2 separate regions of the Homo sapiens genome follow, and region 2 is linked to region 1. Evidence: read pairs that join two places in POLR2A ChIA-PET (ENCODE). Cell type or tissue: HCT116. All regions are shown on one strand. Region 1 overlaps CDCA4 (cell division cycle associated 4). Region 2 has its middle 7.4 kb from the start of GPR132.

Region 1 (2,500 bases):
TGACTGCCCTCACTGTACGCAAGGAGCAGCGACTCCGTAACTGGCAGGGACTTGACAGAGCTGTAACTCCCTAACAGAGCTGAGACGTGGAGCCCAGTGGGAGACCCCCACCCCCAGATCAGCTGCCATCCTGCCTAAGCCAGGCACAGTCACGTTGTTAGAAACGACAAACCTCTCAACTGTACCACGACAGTGTTTTATAGCAAAAAAGATAAATGAACTAAAAATAGGAGAAATATATAAGAGAAATGTAAGTGTTCGAGAGCTTGGCTGAAAATCTGTTTCAAAAATCTAACTGTGGTGTGTACAAAAGAAGAGACCCTGGGGTAACATGAGATTAATGTGAACCGTGCCAGCCTGCAGAGGGCGCAGGGCGGGGGCCGGACAGGGCCGGGCACACACACGTACCATTCTGACTTCCCTCAGGATCCTGCCTCGGACAAAGTCACTTCTGCGTTCAGAAGAGTTAGTGCCTTCCCCCTCAATGCTTTCACTAAAAGCCTCTATATGTCGCAGACAGCCGGGCTGGAAAGCTGTGCCACCAGGAACGCGCAGGGGAAGGACTGCAGGGCTGTATGCTCATCCCATGCAGCGAGTGGTCTGTGTTTCGTGCACAATTCTCCAAGGGACACAGGGTCTCCTGGCCGAGCCTATGTGGCCCTGGACAGTCCCTTGCTCCCACACCCGCCCATGCTGCCTGCCTTAGGGATCACACCCATTCCTTGGCTCCCCCCACCCGCCCCACCAGTTCATTTCTCCCAAGGTGCACAGGCTCTGCCTGGCTGCTTTCTACTTGACATCTCTCAGGTCAATGCCCTCCACTCGAGAGCTCTGACCAGCCCGTACAACCATGGCCTCAGGGGCCACCTCCCCTCTCATCTCAACTCCTTTCTCTTCAAAGGAACCAAAACATGGCAGGGTATGTGTGTGTCCGGGGCAGGGGGGGTGGGTTCCTCACCAGTGTGTTGTGGCAGCCCAGAGCTGGCCAAGGCAGTGTTTCTCGGCGTATGCCTCAGCACTGGCGCTGTTGGTTGAAGATGCAGATTCCTGGATCTTACCCCAGACCTGGGCAACTCCGGGATGGCACCTAAGGCTCAGCCTTGCTGGGCAGGTTCCACTAAGACGCACAGCACAGATGCACTAGATGGACATTGGCCATGTCTACTCTCAGAAGTACAAGTCTGTGCAAACTGTTTTTTTTTTTTTTTAACTGATTCTAAATTGGGACATCTCTGGGGCACTAAAGGCAGAGCAGACAGGAGGGTGGGCTCTGGCTTTTGACAGATGCCATTCTGAGCCAGTGCCGCCTGCGGGGAGCTGGGAGGATGACAGCTGGCTCAGGGCCATACTGGCCGGCAGAGTCTGACAGGACAAGCATCTCACGCATGATTAAGTTTCTCTCTTCTCATGCTTGTAATGTAGTGAAATATTATTTCAAATAATTCAAGTTATGCATAAATAGGGTTACAATCTTTTGAATATGCAAACTTTGGAACTTCTTTTTCTCTTAGTCAATCTGATGGCTCCCTGTGACCAGGGTATACCCAGGTGCTCTTGGAAAGCTGGCGTATGGGAGGCACATGCTGTCTCTGCTCGGGGTCTGGAGACCAAGGATGGGAAGTTTTGCAGTGCGGGAGAACTGGCTGCCAAACATACCCCTTCCCAGGAGCCCCTCTGGAGGCTCCCACCTGCTGGTCCTACCCTTGAATTAACAGAAGAAAGGGTCCCCCTGTTCTCTGAATTTCCCTTCAGTGTCACAGATCTCATCCCCGTGCCTTTAACACATGTAAATTTTAAAAAACTAAGTGACCTCTTGGGCATTTATCCCAGAGAAAAAGCCAATGTTCATGCAAAAAACATGTTCCAGAATGTGCACAGCAGCTTTATTTGTAGTAGCTCCAAATCTGAAACAAGGAAAATGTACCCTTCACCTGGGCACGGTGACACACACTCTGCTCCATTCATGCCACCAAATCCTACTCTGCAATAGAAAGAAATGAACTGTTGATACACAGGACGGATCCTTCCACAGGGGCATTAGGCTGAGGGAGAAAAGCCAACCTCAGAAGGGTGCTTGCTATGGGATCCCATTTATGCCACATTGTCATGCTGACCCAGAGCTGAGGGGTGGCAGGGCTAGAAAGGAACCTGCGCAGGGAGATCTTGGGGGTGAGGGCCCTTCTGCTCCTGGGCTGTGGGGGTGGCCCTACCCTGACTGCACAGCGCCGGACACGCACACATGCGCCTGCGGCAGCCGTGTCATCACACGGACCTGGGGCCTGGCTGTGCATCCTACAAGGATGCCGGCCCTGGGGAGCAGAGGAAGGGCACATAGGACCTCCTGAACACTGCTCTGCAACCTCCCCTGGCTCTACAATTATTTCAAAATTAAAATTAAAGGAAAACTTCCCTAACCCTAGCTTATTTCCCCTACAGCACCCATTTCCCCAGAGCAGCATGCCAGTGTCACCACAGGCACAGCCCTCAGGCTGGGCACCGC
Region 2 (2,500 bases), 60 kb after region 1:
AGCCTCCACGCGTGCACCAACCCAGACGCTCTCCAAATCCCATTGTTCTGACTTTTCATGGAGGCTTCATCACACAGGCTTGGTCTCCAGCCCCTCCCTTCCCCAGAGCATGGCGGGTGAGGCCAGAAGTGTCAAGCTGCTCATCGTGGCTTGGTCTTGCTGGCGACCAGCCCCCATCCTGGAGCTACCCAGGAGCCCAGCAAGAGCTGCCTCATTGGAACAAAAGATGCTCCCATCACCTAGGCAAGTCTAAGGGATTAGGAGCTCTGTGTCAGTAATGGGGGACAGAGACCAAATATATATGTCTTATGATGTCATAAGAGGAGCCAAAAGAGGAGAAAAAGATGGAGGAGGAGGAGGAACACCCAGTGGGAGCGGGATTTGGTTCATTGTGAAGGAATTTTCTCCCCACGGGAACCCCGGGAAAACCCACATCAAGCCTTTGCACGCAGGATTGGTGTCAACCACCAAAACCATCCATCCACACTCCCGCCGTCCATCCACACGCCCGCCTGCCCGTCCACACGCCCGCCCGCCCGTCCACACGCCCGCCCGTCCGTCCACATGTCTGACCGTCCGTCCACATGCCCGCCGTCCATCCACATGGCCGCCATCGACTGACGTCAGCAGACCTCAGTATTCCCTGTCTCCATCCACATCACTCGCTCTTCCAGGGCAGTCTTGCCTAGGGAGATGAAGATGGCAAACAACCTTGCTGTTCAGCTCAGGAACTTCCAACATGCAATGGACACTTCTGTAGGAGGCATCAAGCCGTTCTTGGTGATATCTGTGTCTTCATCACGTGCTGGTTGCACGGGTGTTTAGGTAGGAACTCTCTGTGGAGCTGTGGGCATGACTGTGTCTGTGTCTTCAGTAGAGTTGAGAGGTTTGAGAGCAGTCATGAGGATTAACAGCAGATACCAGGAGGCTGCTCGCTGGTCCTGTCAACACGGCCATGTAGTCAGGATGCCAGCTCCCCCACCAAGTCAACTTTGGGGAGCTTGGCAGAGCCGTGACTCCAGGAGGCATCCCTGGACTCTCGAAGCCCCCTGCTGTGTGTGTGTCAGGGGGCTCTGAGCCCAGTGAGTGGCTGTCCCTGGGGCAGGCAGGGGGCACTTGAGGTGCCACAGAGGACACGGACCGTAGGAACCACGAGAGGGGCGGATGGCCCAGAGCCAGGGTGTGGATGACTGCCCTGGGCAGCTGGGGTCGGGAGGCAGCCTTTTCACTTCAATGAGAATGGTGTGCAGCTGGGATGGGACAGCCTCTCAGAAGGAGAGAAGGGACGTAACAGAAAGGTATGGTGGGGACACCAGAAAGCAGAGGTGCGGACAGGGCACTCCCTTGCTCTCACACCTGTGGGATCATCCCATCCCTGGCCGGCTCCAGCTCTGCCCACATTTCTCATTCCTCCTTTGGGTCTCATCAGAGTCCCCGCATCCCGCAGGAAGTGCCCCCACAGGCAGGCCTGGGTGGAGCTGGGTAGTCTTCCTCTGTGTCCCCCTCACCGCCCCCGCTTCCCAGCTCCAAGCAGGAGGCTATGTCCCTGCCGCCTCTGCCCCTACAAATGGACGGTTGCCAGCTGAAGGAATGAGCCCAATCCCGGCTCCTGCTCCCTGCCCGTGGGATCTGGGCAAGCTGCCGGACACTTTGGGCCTCAGTTTCCCCCTTACAATGTCTGCCTTTTTGTGGGGTCCTTGGGAGCTCCCTGTTGTTGGTTACACCAGTGGAGTGGACAGAGGCTCAGCCTAAGGGTGTTTCCAGAAAGGCCATCTGCTGGAGGGGGGCTGGGAGCATCCCTGGAGACAGAGAGCTTTAGACTAGCTGCTGGGGTGGGTGCGGTGGTGGGAGTGGAGCTGCTGGGGGCAGAAAAAGGGGCTTCCAAGGGGCATGCGGGTTCTGGCAAGCTGAATCCCTCACCGTAAACCATGCACCTGTCCAAGTGAAGAACTGCTCCAGGGCTCGCCTGGGCCAAGAAGGGGCTGCAGGGCACCCTACGAGGCCATGGTGGCTAAAGATAGGCTGAGCAAGCCAAGGGCCCTAAGCCGGCAGCCAAGGGTGGCCTGGGGGCTGCAGTGGGGGCCTGGGGGCTGCAGAGCCGGCCCCCAGCCTCTCTCCACCTCTGGCCTCTCAGCTCCCTGAGGGTGGTGTCCACGGCCAGCTGCTCTCCCCTCAGGGTGGAAGACCTGGGGAAGCCCCCAGTCTCAAGCTACAGCCTTGATTTCTGGAACAATCCCAGGACAGGACTCTGGCCCATCAGGTTCTGCAGCCCACCCTGGGCAGAGTGGCTCCTCTTCTGGGCAGCCCATACCTAGTGTGGTCGAGGCTGGGTTGCCCAGGCCTGGCCAGACGAATCTGGGTCCTTGTGTCCAGCTGGGCCTCGGAGCCTGCCACGCCCCCGGCACCACCACCCCCCTAATAAACTCCCCTTCCTCTACCTGTTTCCTCCACCAGCCTCTGGGTCTTGCTCCCTGCCAGGGTCCAACTCACAGCCACCTCC

The links. ChIA-PET counts read pairs that join two places held together with the same protein. Peaks named below come from ENCODE experiments on the same cell type or tissue, not always from the same donor. Only the 100,000 strongest peaks of a DNase experiment are listed, where the experiment ranks them.
Region 2: POLR2A ChIA-PET joins it to region 1 with 5 read pairs; 16 of 35 experiments call an interaction of 5 or more read pairs at or near these places.

What each region holds. Positions count from the first base shown.
Region 1 is chr14:105,012,008-105,014,507 of GRCh38, forward strand. All of the region lies in intron 1 of CDCA4 (cell division cycle associated 4), which reads right to left. Among named protein-coding and RNA genes, the nearest start is that of CDCA4, 7.8 kb to the right of the region's middle. In HCT116, a CTCF peak has its summit at 369 (motif pointing right); no DNase peak of the experiment used is centred here; H3K27ac peaks cover 608 bases.
Region 2 is chr14:105,071,587-105,074,086 of GRCh38, forward strand. No RefSeq gene overlaps it. Among named protein-coding and RNA genes, the nearest start is that of GPR132, 7.4 kb to the left of the region's middle. In HCT116, no CTCF peak of the experiment used is centred here; no DNase peak of the experiment used is centred here.